Linked DNA regions of Mus musculus: all the other regions are linked to region 1. The links are chromatin loops, found by intact Hi-C in ENCODE. Cell type or tissue: heart. All regions are shown on one strand.

Region 1 (2,500 bases):
GAAGAGCAGCCAGTGCTCTTAACCACTGAGCCATCTCTCCAGCTCTCAAGCAATCTTTTAAGAGACTTATGTACATATTCATGTCGTTCCTTGGCTCAAACCCTACCAACTCTTCATTTAAAATCCAACCTCAGAGTTTGGAGAGATGGCTTGCCCACTAAAAGCACTTGTTGCTCTGCAGAGGATCTCAGTTTGGTTCCCAACACTCAGGTCAAGCAACTTACAGCAGCCTATAACTTCGGTTGCAGAGCATTCCTGCCCTCTGTCCTCTTTGGTCACCTGCACCCCTCGATGTCTTTGTCTCTGTCTCTGTCTTTCTCTCTCTGACTCTCTCTTCCACTCTTTCACACACAGAGACACACAAACACACACACAATTGATAAATCTAAAATGTAAAATAGATATTCAATCTTAGTTAACTGAAAACTCAGGATGTCTTCTGACCAGTTAACTGTCTGTCCACAGATCACCTCTTTGCTCATTATGTTCTAGCCACAGAGAACTTTTATTTTGTTCCTTAAATACAGAAAACATGTCTTATGTCTATGTACTTATGTCTCCTCTAATTGGAATTCTTGGCTTTCTTATTTTTGACTAGCTTTCTGTCATTCAGATTCTAGCTTAAAACTAGTCATTGCCCACACATCCTAAGATAACTCTAAATTATCTCAATTTTTCTACAAAATACTCATTGCTGGAATTTTGTTTGTCTCCCGTGTCTGTTCAGTTGCTGAATTCCCAGGTCTACCATATTACATGGCATACACTAGGAACACAAAATATATTTGTTGAATGGGTGCGCAAACACTGTGTCCTAGGACTGAGCTAATCTATGAGTTGCTACACTCTTCCAACCAGCGCAGGATACTCTCACTAAATGTGAATTCTGTTTTGAGGGTTAACTGAGACTTTCTTACATCCCACTTTTACAAGGGTAACCTTCCTCCATTTATTGCCTCACTTCTTTATTTTCAAAAATTAAAAAAGAAAAAAAGCAGAAGGGCTTTGGAAAACTTAGTCATCACTTCTTCACATTACGTTGTATTCACATCTCACGCTACAAACTCCAAAAACAGCACTGAAAACTAAAAGGCAAATGGAGTCTCTGCTAACCAAGGACTAACAGCGAAGGTTCCCTGGACAAACTCTATGTACTTTTGTCTTTTAATGGCACACAAGCCAGCATGCTGAGGCTGAGACTCATACACTACGCAGTGGTAGAGGAGTTTGACCCTGACCCTATTTTCCAACAGGCTTATAAAGGCAAAATCCACAACCTAGAGGGAGGTTGACATCCCCTGCATGACATCCTGGGAACTGTAGTCTCCCAGGGAGACGTGAGTGCCTACAATATCCTGGTGCATGCTGGGACATGTAGTCAGACTGCTTACACGCCCAATAGGAATCGCGGGTTTCCGCTCTCCTTTCTGGGAACGGTAGTCTTTCTGCGACCTCGAGCCACCAGGGTGAAGAGGCATCCGGCCTGTCGCCATTTTAGGTCTCCAGCTGCAGAGCCTGAGAACCTCAAGACGCAGGCGGGCTCATCCCTGGATCCTGCCCGGCCCCGCCTCCAGGGTGCCTAAAGCCCGCCCCTCGCCCAGGCCCCGCCTTCCCCCACGTGTCTGCGGCCGAGGGGAGGCGCCTGAGCTGGAGCTGCCTCTCCACCTGTCTAGCCGGGTCCTCATACAGGTTCCTGACAGCGTCTCCCGGGAGCGGTCCCGGCTGCCGGATGCTTCCGCCCCGGCTGCGGTGGGCCGGGCTGGACGCTTAGTGCCCGGCTCGAGCCCTGCCTGAGGCGCCCGCGGGGGTGGCAGCGTCTCCGCCCCGCGGAGACCGAGCGGCTGGAGAACGAGGCGGCGGCCGTGGGGAGAAGGATGGGGGCTAACCAGTTAGTGGTGCTCAACGTCTACGACGTGGTGAGTGAGGCACCTGGCGGCCCGCGCCGGCCGGCCCTGTCAGGGGTCGGGACCCCGGCCCGGTGCTTCCTGCCTCGCGCCTCCGCCTCCAGCTTAGTTCTCAGGGGTGGGGGGAGGGGACAGTCGCGCTGTCTTCTAATCCCGAGACTGGCCCGCGCGCCTCCTGGAGGTGTCCCAGTCAGTCCGAAAGAGGGCTTGGGCTCGAGCCTCGTCCCAGCCCTCAGCTCCCCTGGCTGTGGGCCCGACCCCTGGGCGGATGAGCCGTGTCCTATCCGCGAAGCTTCGGTCGCAGGGCGACCTCCCTCCCAACTGCCACCTGGCCTCTAAGCTGCTCAGCTCCCCTCTGCCCTGCTCCTGCTGGCCCTTGTCTGTCTCCAAATGCTCGAGGCTTCCGACAACTCTCAAGCCCTTCAAGTCTAGAAAGTCACAGCTTCGATGCGGATGCTAGCGTCTCCCCAGAGGTGAACCGGAGCCAATACACCCTCACCTCCAAGGCATCCTCATAAAAATGAATGAAGCGAAAATTTATGAAGAAAATAGCGCCGTTGAATTATTTAGCGATCACAGAGGTGATCCTAGAATCC
Region 2 (2,500 bases), 320 kb after region 1:
GTCAGCCAATCTCCATGAAAGGACAGCCTTGGAGGGCAAATTCAAATTGTTCCAATGGACATTGAACCCATTCTTAGATGATGAGGTGGGGTTATAGCTACATCCCTGTTCCCTCATAATACACACACACACACACACACACACACACACACACACACACGCACGCGCATGCTCTCACTTCCCCTGCCTACCCTGACACAAATTACCTGTCTCTCTTCTCCCATGTTGTAGTACTAACAAATTCCCTTGAAACCAAATGAGCAGGTTTGCTCACCAGGCCAAGAGTCCTTTTGCAATCCCACAGCCAGCACAGCTGTGGACACAAGGTTGCACATGTGCATCAAGTGTGCAGTGTTCCCCGCAGTAGACCCATCCCAGAGTGGATCGTCTGTCCTCTCAGTCATTCACCTTTGCTGATGCTTACTCACACCGTGGGAAGCTCAGACAAGCCTCTAAATGACACGTCAAGTGTTCAAGGTGAAAACTGGTCTCTTTTCCCCACTCTCTCTGGTCTTTTTGGTATGTTCTCCACGATCCCAGTGACCATTCCACAGCAAAACTGCTGTCATATGCCTACTGGAGGCTCCATGAGAATGAAAGGCCCAAATTAGCCTCCAGGGGCTCTGCCAGGGCTGTCACTGGCCTGAACCACAGCTTGGCTTCTGTGGCTGAGGATCACAGGAGGCTTCTTAAGCCTCTGTCCATCTCAGAGCCTGGAGCACAGCACTCACAGCCTGAAAACTCATTTGACCCTTGACCCTAAATTGCCCTGTACATCTCTGTTCATGAAAGGATTTTTTTTTAATCTCCACAGAAGACTAGCAGAACTTGTCTGTACCCTCTATCTCAGGACTCTCTTCTGAGTTAAACCCCCACACTTTAGTGATCCAAAAAAACATTGTCCAAGAGATTTTATTGTTTGTTTGTTTGTTTGTTTGTTTGTTTGTTTTAGGGATAGCATCTCACCATGTAGTCCTGGCTGGCTTGGAACTCTATATGTAGACTGAGCTGACCTTGAACTCATACTGATCTGCCTGCCTTTTCATTGTTAGCGTTGGGATTAAAGGCTTGTGATACCACACAGTGCCTTAAAATTTTCAATCAATAACATTTGAAAACCATGATGGAGTCTCTGGGAAAGGATCATTGCAAAGAAAACTACACATCTTCCTGGTGTAAGTGAACTTCATAAAGCAACAGTGAGATGACCCCCCCCCCTTCCATTTCTCCAGTTTTCCAATGTTTCCCCCTACACCAGACCAATATGTTTATTTATTTTTAGTCTTCATTACATTCTCTAGGATGTTTAGGGTTTCATGATGCAACTAAATACAAGTTCTTTGTTTTTAAGTAACTGAACTTGCCCCATTTAGTAAATTAGGAGGAAGTCCATCTAAGCAGCAACGGGTAAGTGTGCTGTGGCGCCACCTGGTGGTGAAATAGGCAAAACAAGACTCCTATAACAGAAGTGACTTCCATATGCATTTTTTTTCTTGGAATAAAATTAACTACTATAAAGAGTAGAGGAGGGGCTAGGAGAGTGGACAAGAGCTCAGGCTGTAGAAAAGCCCTGTATACACCTGCGATACAGAGGCAGGCAGGCTTCTGTGAGTTCAAAGTCAGCCAGGGCCACACAGCCAAGACTCTGTCTCAAAACAAAAATAAAACAAGACACCAACAAACTCCAAACTCTATGGAATCCCACTACTATTTTGTAAGATAATTTAAATATATAACTTTAAAATAGGAAGAGTTTTCGGGGGGGGGGGCAGTGCACATCTTTAATCCTGGCCCTCAGGAGGCAAAGGCGAGCACATCTCTAGTTTAAGGCCAAGAAGGCTACAGAGAGAATCCCTATTGAAAAACGAAGGAGGAGGAGGAGAAGGAGGAGGAGGAGGAGGGGGGGGAGGAGGAGGAGGAGGAGGAGGAGGAGGAGGAGGAGGAGGAGGAGGAGGAGGAGGAGGAAGGGGAAGAAAAGGAGAAGGAAGAAGAAAAGATTCCAGCATTGCAGAGGCAGAGGCAGAGAGAGGCAGAGAGGCAGAGGCAGAGAGGCAGAGGCAGAAGCAGAGAGGTAGAGAGAGGCAGAGAGGCAGAGAGAGGCAGAGAGGCAGAGAGGCAGAAGCAGAGAGGCAGAGTGGCAGAAAGGACTATTCCACAGGAAGGAATTCAGGCCCAGAGTTGTAAAGCTGGTCCAAAACCCATGGCTTGGGGCTGGAGAAATGGCTCAACAGTAATGTGATACACTTGTGGAGACCTCATTTCAGTTTGCAGCAGCACATCAGGTGTCTTGCCTACCCATAACTCTAGCTCCAGGGCATCTTCTCCCATCTTCTGGTCTCTTTGGACCTTGTACACATATATACAGAATCAGTCCAACACACGTGTATTCACATAATTAAGATACATCCTTTTTTTAAGTCCATGGCTAGAAAGAAACTACGACTACTGTTTTACTACATGACATGATGTCAAATGCTTCTGAAATATTTATACTTATACC
Region 3 (2,500 bases), 330 kb after region 1:
TGTCATGGCCAATGTCAGATTCCTGCCTGAAGCCCATTTCCTTGTCCTTGGCCAATGTCAGACTCCTGCCAAGCAGCACCCCAAAAGGCCCTCCACATCAGAACACTTAGGGTCAGAGTCAGAACATTTTCATTCCACACTGGATTATCAACCATGGTATCTGAAAGCTGTGGGTCTCCTGGGGGCTTAGCAGGTTCTGCTACTTGGAAAACTAAGTGCTGTAAAGGGTTGGCACGTTTATAAGTCAGTTCAACAGATGTGCATGAAAAGGGCTGAAATGCTTAACCAATGCAAGCAGTCTTATCTGGATGAAGTCTAAGGTCGGCCAGAGAAACCCACCAGTCCCTGCAAACCTCCCAGACTCTTGGGGAGGCACAGGCAGGAAAAATATCCCCAAGGAGCAGGTCATCCCAGAGTCCCAAGCAAGAGTAATCACCAAGTCTGCCATCCCCTTGCTCCTTAGCCTTTTCCTTGGGTGTTTCTGGAGCTGACCGAAGTTTGGCAGCAGTTCATAGGAGTTCTCTTCCTCCTCTTCATTTCCCTCCTCCCCGTGCCTGACAGTTCAGAAGTCTTGCTGGAATCCCACTGTCACAGCTGTTGGTGACATCCAGTCCTGAGCCTCCCTCTGGAAGGGGCTCCCTCTCCTGGTTCAGGAGTTATAAATACATTTGTTAATTGCATGGCTGCCTACCTGTGCTTGGTAGAGCACAGGTCCTCTTCAAAGCTGTCAAATTGTATTTCTTGACCCAGGTGGTAATTACAGGGGTATTTTCTGTAAGAGGGCCTAACAGCTATATAGTTGGTTGTGTGCAATTAGCCACACCTGTGTTTTATTTTAAAACAAACAAAAAAATTCTTGACAAAAATTTGCAGAATCTGGAGCCAGTGGGATGTGTGAGTGGGAAAACAAACTCCCTGCCAAGCCTGCCAGTTCTATCCTTGGGACCCACAAGGAGGAAGAAGAGAACCGTCTCAAATTGTTCTCTGACCTCCACCTTTCCATCTTGGCTCCTTGGCACTCAAATGAACACCACATTCCACTAGCACACACACACGTGCATAAAAACAAAAACATTTAATTGTAGAATCTTTTAGAAACACAAATACTCAGTGGAGTTTTGTTAGTTGCTTTTGCACACCCAATAAACAGTATAATAAACAGATTGCCCACTAGGGAGCACAATTTGTTGCCCAATTGCATCTGTGCTCAAAGTGGTAAGGGAGATTGTCAAACTCACTACATAGCCAAAGATGACCTTGAAGTTCTGAAATCTTTTGCCTCCATCTCTCAACTGCTGGGCTCTTGGGCAGGCACTATTATGCCCTGCCTGTCAGTGCTGGAGATGGAACCCAAGGGCTTTGCAACTAGGCAAGCACTCTACCACCTGAGTTATGTCTCCAGCCTGGAACAAAACGTCATAAACCTTTATAACCTCAGAATTTAATAAATGGAGACCAAAAGGAAAAAGGCTTGGGAACGAATGAATGAATGGTTTGGGGTTTTGTTTGTTTGTGTTTTGTTTTTTGTCTTCATTTGGTTGGTTTTGGTTTTTTCAAGACAGGGTTTCTCTGTGTAGCCCTGGCTGTCCTGGAACTCACTCTATAGACCAGGCTGGCCTCAAAGTCAGAGATCCATCTACTTCTACCTTCTGAGTGCTGGGATTAAAGTCCTGTGCCGGCTATAAATTTTTAAAAGAACAGCTAAGGAGAGACACCAGTGCTTGTCTGGCATGCTCACACATTCAGGTGGCTCTAACACTGCTCCTCTCACCCCAAAGACTCACCGTTTGTGTTTGGAAAGAGCTTTACAGTAACCCCAATTCTCCACTACAGATTCCAGTTAATCAATGTAGGAGGAATGGAAGTAATCACACAAGAAATGGCTTAATCTGACATTATCAACAGTTGCTAAGAACACAGGTACTGAGGGAGGTCAGTGCGTTCTAGCATGCAACCCAGATCTCATTATAGACGGGCATGAGCCACCACGTGGAAGCTGGGAATTGAACTCAGGATGAGCAGGCAGTTCTCTTAACTGCTGAGCCATCTCTCCAGCCCAGCAACATCTAATCGTTACCTAGCTTATTGTACGCTTTATTGTACACATGAGACTGTGTTAATTATCAGGAGGAAACTTTTCACCTAATTGTGCTGTAAATATACCTAGCATAAACCACTCAGGGTCCCAAAGTCTGAGCCAGCACAGGCTACTTAGTGTTGTTGAATCAAACCACCTTCTTGCCTCCCTTGGATCAACTTTGCTGGCCACAGTGTTCACAGATACTCACTCCCCTTGCCCCAAAACACATACCTCTTTTTCACACATACGTGATGGAGACAGATGAAATAAAATAGGCCCAATGGTCATTGCTGAAGCTAAAGGGAGGACAGCTTTAGGTTATCCTGTCAACTTGACAGCTTATGTGAATTTTCTGAAATAAAACTATCCAGACTTAATCTACATTATAATACCATTCACCCGAGCTAGGGAAAATGGAGG

Evidence for each region. A loop is a pair of places that touch in the nucleus more often than their neighbours do. Peaks named below come from ENCODE experiments on the same cell type or tissue, not always from the same donor. Only the 100,000 strongest peaks of a DNase experiment are listed, where the experiment ranks them.
Region 2: it touches region 1 in a loop (2.6-fold over the local background); 5 of 42 quality-filtered maps call a loop at or near these places.
Region 3: a loop joins it to region 1, with 3 times the contacts of the local background. A loop is called at or near these places in 5 of 42 quality-filtered maps.

What each region holds. Positions count from the first base shown.
Region 1 is chr1:177,981,789-177,984,288 of GRCm38, forward strand. It overlaps a transcript of Catspere2 not described here. Among named protein-coding and RNA genes, the nearest start is that of Catspere2, 8.4 kb to the right of the region's middle. In heart, a CTCF peak has its summit at 1,286; a DNase peak (open chromatin) is centred at 1,503; H3K4me3 peaks cover 1,104 bases; H3K27ac peaks cover 847 bases.
Region 2 is chr1:178,302,160-178,304,659 of GRCm38, forward strand. No RefSeq gene overlaps it. Among named protein-coding and RNA genes, the nearest start is that of Gm46174, 3.0 kb to the left of the region's middle. In heart, a CTCF peak has its summit at 1,437 (motif pointing left); a DNase peak (open chromatin) is centred at 1,442.
Region 3 is chr1:178,309,120-178,311,619 of GRCm38, forward strand. LOC115487370 (a long non-coding RNA gene) reads right to left here. Exons shown (of 2, transcript XR_003948789.1): 2 at 1-644. Among named protein-coding and RNA genes, the nearest start is that of Cox20, 8.8 kb to the right of the region's middle. In heart, a CTCF peak has its summit at 1,195 (motif pointing right); no DNase peak of the experiment used is centred here.